2 separate regions of the Homo sapiens genome follow, and region 2 is linked to region 1. Evidence: chromatin contacts called from ENCODE Hi-C or POLR2A ChIA-PET data. All regions are on one chromosome and are shown on one strand. The core of a region is the stretch at or near the end of the contact, and the rest is flanking DNA. Distances in the headings are between cores, read along the strand shown. Region 1 holds the start of ZMYM4-AS1 (ZMYM4 antisense RNA 1). Region 2 holds the start of CLSPN-DT (CLSPN divergent transcript).

Region 1 (2,700 bases), core at 78-2,577:
TACAGAAATCAGCGGGGTGTGGTGGTGCACGCCTGTAATCCCAGCTACTCAGGAGGCTGAGGCAGGAGAATCGCTTGAACCCAGGGTGGTGGGAGGGCAGAGGTTGCAGCGAGCCAATATTGCACCATTGCACTCCAGCCTGAGCAACAAGAGTGAAACTCTGTCTTTTAAAAAAAAAAAAAATTAATTAATTGTATGATGTTCAACCATTTAACAGCATTTGCCACATTCAACCTCTCCATCCATTTTTTAGAATATATGTGTAATAAGTGTGTGTATGTGCATGCCTATTATTCTTCTACAAAACTTCATAACCTAACCATTGATATTTTCATCAGAATTGCATCAAATCTAAATCTCAATTTTTTTTTTTTTTTTTGAGATGGAGTTTCACTCTTATCCCACAAGCTGGGGCACGATGGTGCGATCTTGGCTCACTGCAACCTCCACCTCCCAGGCTCGAGTGATCCTCCTGTCTCAGTCTCCCGAGTAGCTGTGATTACAGGCATGCACCACCACGCCCGGCTAATTTCTGTAATTTTTGTATTTTTTAGTAGAGACAGGGTTTCACCATGTTGGCCAGGCTGGTCTTGAACTCCTGACCTCAAGTGATTCGCCCCCCGCTTGGCCTCCCAAAGTGTTAGGATTACAGGCGTGAGCCACCGCACCTGGCCTTAAATCTTAATTTAAAAATAACTGACATCTACATATTTCTTACATTTAAAAAGATGGTCTCTTCATTATTTCAAGTTGTATTTGATATAAGTACTTTTTAGTTGCTGCTGGGAATAGTGTATCTTTTTCATTATATCATCTAACTGGGAAGTTTATTTATAGAAGTATTGGTATAATTCAACTAGGTACTCCACTAAATTTTCATGAATTCTATTAATTCTTTCATAAATATTCTTAATAGCAAGTGATAATTTTATTTCCCTTTTTCCATTATTTTTTCTTCTAATTTCTTTAACATGGATTGAAGTAAAAATCCAACAAGAGTTAAATAATAACGATGACATCCGCAACTTGTATTCTTTTAGTAATATTAACAGAAGATTTCCATCATTTTACTTCAACTTCAATAACTGTTACTGATCTGAAGTAGTAGTTCCTTACTATGATCAAGAAAAAATCTATTCTAAGAAATGTCTGAATTACATGAGATGTCTTTTGGCATCTAATAAAGTGACTATTACAGATACCCTTATTTGACCTGCTGATGAAATATATGTATTAAAAGATTTTCTAACATCGACTAATCATGACATTCCTTCATTATATAGTGTATTAAAGAAAATTTCCTTAAATATTTTTATTTTAATCTCAGAAAACTCCAGAAACAACCAATACTCATTGGCATACATTAACGGTCTGCAGTCAGCTCTCTTAGTCTCTGTGATGGCTATTGCAAACTTCTGCTGGATTCCTTTAGCCTTGAGTACGTATTATTTATGTAATATAGTAAAATAGTATACATCTTAAGTACTGTTTGTATGGTCCACAATGCCTTCAAGGCACAATCATGTTTGGTTTATGTTTGGATCCTCCCATGATCACTAATTTTACAAGTATTTGATAAACAAATCAATGAGTAGCCAAATACTAATAAATATTTTCTGAGAAGTAAATATCTAATTGGTAACCCAAAAGCTTTCAGAAGCAGAAAAACACATGCCAAAACACAAAAAAATTCCTTTACCAATACCTTTACCTTCTTAGTTTACTACAAATGAAGATCAATATTAATATCCCATGAAAGTATTTTAGAAATGAATAACACAGTTTCTATTGCCAAATTAACTCAATATGGCTAAAAGAGCCCCAACATTTGAATTACTACATTTTCTTTCCAAAACTGTGTGAATGACTATTATGACAATTAGTTCATTTGCTTTCCCATTTTAATTGAGTTCTTTCAATGAGAGACTACACATTAGCTCGTCCTCTATTATTATGAACAAGAAGAAAAAGAAATCATGACTTTAATGTAGTATTTACTGAATGTACAGTTTTTAGACCCTATGGAAAAGGCAAAAGAGGAAAATGAGGTCTCTGGCTCTCTTTAAAGTATCTATTTTGAAACCTTCCCTTGGTATTTTTAAAATTAAACAACTTTTATTTACAGAAAGATTGGTAGACTAAAAAAAAAAAAAAAAAAAAAAAAGACTTTGATTATGACCCCAGATTGGCTCCTTCCTGGCCATGAGGGCTTGAGTAACTAAATCTCTATATCTCTCAGCTCTCTCACCTATAAATGTTAACATCCTCTACTCTGGCCATCTTATACAGGGTTGTTAGGCGAATTAAGCAACACAGTACGTGTAAAAGCATCTGTAACTGTAAAAATACTACAGAAAACATTATAGAAACATGCAATAGAATTAGAATGAAGAAATGAAACTGTGAGACCCAATGACATTATGCCAGTAATAGAGGCAGGAGGACGGACAATGACTGGCAAATCCAGAATATCATAACTGAAGAAATAACCAAGAGCAAATGGGTAGAGGAAGTTAAATACATACACACACATTTCAGCACCTTGTTTATATAGTAAAGTAAAGAAATTAGGACCAAAATGAATTGTGTAAAAAAGAGAATTAGGAAGTGAGCTAAAAGCAAAACTACCTAAATTAAGCACAAAGAAAAGCCAAAGGAAGTTTTGAAAAGGTGCCATAAACTAAAGCTATGATTTTATTG
Region 2 (2,700 bases), core at 163-2,662, 400 kb before region 1:
TAGGCCAGGTGCGGTGACTCACACCTGTAATCCCAGCACTTTGGGAGGCTGAGACGGGCGGATCACGAGGTCAGGAGTTCAAGATCAGCCTGGCCAAAATGGTGAAATCTTGTCTCTACTAAAGTTACAAAAAATTATCTGAGCGTGGTGGCACATGCCTATAATCCTAGCTACTCAGGAGGCTGAGGCAGGAGAATCGCTTGAACCCGGGAGGCGGAGGTTGCAGTGAGCCGAGATCACGCCATTGCACCCAGCCATGGTGACAGGGAGAGACTCTGTCTCAACAAAAAAAAAAAAAAAAAAAAAAGAACTGTGTCTGGGATAAACCTGATTTCAGAGCTTCAATTCTTTTTCCAGCCTTGTTTAAAGGTAGAATGCCCTCTAGGAGTGATGAGTGCTTTCTACATCCTCAAATTAACTCTACAGAGAATTATAAAGATTATCCAACCATATTCTTTGGTATCTGAGCAGCCCACAAAACTTTTTTCTTTAGAGACAAGGTCTCCCTCTATCGCCTACGCTGAAGTGCAGTGGTGCGATCATAACTCACTCTAACCTCAAACTCCTGGACTCAAGCCATCCTCCCACCTCGGCCTCCCAAAGCGTTGAGATTACAAGCGTGAGCCATGGAGCCCGGCCCTCTTTAAAAAATAAAAGTGGGCCGGGCACAGTGGCTCACGCCTGTGAGGGGTATGAGGCCTCCCAGCACTTTGGGAGGCCGAGGCGAGGATCATTTGAGATCAGGAGTTCGAGACCAGCCTGGCCAACATGGTGAAACCCCGTCTCTACTAAAAATACAAAAATTAGCCAGGGGTTGGTGGCGGGTGCCTGTAATCCTAGCTACTCAGGAGGCTGAGGCACGAGAATCGCTTGAACCCGGGAGGCGGAGGTTGCAGTGAGCCGAGATCGCGCCACTGCATTTCATCCTGGCTAACAGAGGGAGACTCCATCTCAAAAAAAAAAAAAGTGTGTGTGTATACACATACATGTGTATGTGTATATATGTGTATGTATATATGTGTGTACATATGTGTGTGTGTGTGTATATATATATATATATATATATATATATATATATATATATATTCAGTGGTAAGTGTCATGTACAAGAGGCACACAGGATCTAGCTGCTCCAGAAATGAAGTCAGTGGAGAAAATCCCCACGGGAACCTTGGAATTCCTCTAAAAAGTTCAGGTACAGGACACTCCCAGGTGCCCAGGAACCGTTTCCCAGCTCACTTCCCCCCGAAAGACTCACCCCTCCAATCGCACTCGATGCTTTGGCAAGTGTCAAAGGTCAAAGACCACGGCTCGCCTGGTACCGACTGCCCCGCCCCCGTGCACCTCCAGCTCCCCCAGGCTCCGCTACCAGCAGCTGCGACCCGCCAACTCAGCCTGGGTAATAGGAGATTGGGCGGCCAGAGGCGCTGCGTGATTGGTGGGTCGGAAGGGGGCGGGGACTCGCTGGAAAGCCCCCTCTGGATTGGTGCAAACCATCTGGGTGGGACCTCCACTCTGGCTGGGCGGGAAAGCAAGAACAGCACTGCTGGGCTGGAGACGGCGGGAGCCGCTGCTCTCCGGCTGAGGGAATCAGAGACAGCTCCGTCCCTAGTGGAGCGCAGGGGAGGCAGAAGTCATGACAGGCGAGGTGGGTTCTGAGGTGAGTTTATGCACACGCCCCCCACGGGGGCTTAGAAGGCCGGGCACCGAGAGGTTAGGTGGGGCCGGGGTAGACCCCGCTGACCCGAGGCGCCCGGGCGGGAGGACTGCGGCTCCCGGCGTTCGCCGCGCCGGCTCCCGCGGCCTCGAGACTCGGCCGGGATGGGTTCCGACCGGGCATCCCGTCCCGCCGCCGGGCTTCCCGCGCTTCGGGCTCCGTGGCCGGAGAGCTCCAGGTCTCTGCGGCGCGCACTGCCGGCAGCCCAGCCCCTCTTCAGCCGGTTCCTGCCGCCAGCCCTCCCCTTTGGCGCGTTTCCTGTCGCGGAAGCTCCTCCCCTCAGGGTGCTCTGAAAGCCGGGAGGCTCTAGCCGAACCCGGCCGCAGCGGTGCGGGGGGATTCTCCGCAGAGAGAGGGCGAGCGAGGGTGTTAGGGAGTTCCACACTGGGCCTGGGAGGGGCCCTGGAGGTCATCGCGCGCAGGCCCTTTGCGTTTTCCGACCGGGCCCCGAGTGGGGAAGTCACCGCTGGGGCTCCTGGCTGGTGGCTGGCAGCTCCCTGGCGAAATTGGGCATAGAAAACAGATGTTTCCAGAGCTGTGTCCTTTCTGGGCCGGATTCGGGCAAGGCACTCCCGCCTTAGGAGCAAAATTTAAAGGGGCGCCAAAACCCTCAATCAAACTCATATTTTAATGCAATATTTTTAAAAAACCAAAATTAATGCAAAAACTTTTTATGATTTGATATTGAACAAAATATCAGACGTTTAAACAAAGACGAGATCCGACCAGTCATTTGCACGACCTTGCCTCAATCACCTCACCCTAATTCCATCCCTGTTTCCAATAAACTTTATTTACAAAAGCGGGCATATTATTTACCTCATGAGCTGTAGATTATTGATTTAATTTTTTAAAAAATATTGCATTAATGTTATTCATTTTGATTACTGAATTTTTTGAGACCTCACCCCACCCTGTTACTGGCCCTGCCCTTTGACGTTGCTGCAAATTGCCTAGAAGATAATCGTCATTCAAAGCAGCCC

The links. Hi-C counts contacts between places; a loop is a spot of excess contacts on that map. ChIA-PET counts read pairs that join two places held with the same protein, here RNA polymerase II (POLR2A). Pooled maps may share reads with other maps.
Region 2: a loop to region 1 is called in a pooled map, with 4 times the contacts of the local background. The contact joins the promoter of CLSPN-DT here to the promoter of ZMYM4-AS1 in region 1. A Hi-C loop is called at or near these places in 2 of 50 pooled maps. POLR2A ChIA-PET finds 5 or more read pairs at or near these places in 3 of 52 experiments (H1, activated CD4-positive, alpha-beta T cell and activated naive CD4-positive, alpha-beta T cell).

What each region holds. Positions count from the first base shown.
Region 1 is chr1:35,364,704-35,367,403 of GRCh38, reverse strand. ZMYM4-AS1 (ZMYM4 antisense RNA 1) reads left to right here and starts at 1,327. Exons shown (of 2, transcript NR_046659.1): 1 at 1,327-1,438. All of the region lies in intron 5 of ZMYM4 (zinc finger MYM-type containing 4), which reads right to left.
Region 2 is chr1:35,768,807-35,771,506 of GRCh38, reverse strand. It overlaps CLSPN-DT (CLSPN divergent transcript), which reads right to left and starts at 1,412. Exons shown (of 3, transcript NR_199050.1): 1 at 1,259-1,412. CLSPN (claspin) reads left to right here and starts at 1,529. Exons shown (of 25, transcript NM_022111.4): 1 at 1,529-1,660. The coding sequence starts at 1,637. RefSeq lists a silencer at 1,687-1,916.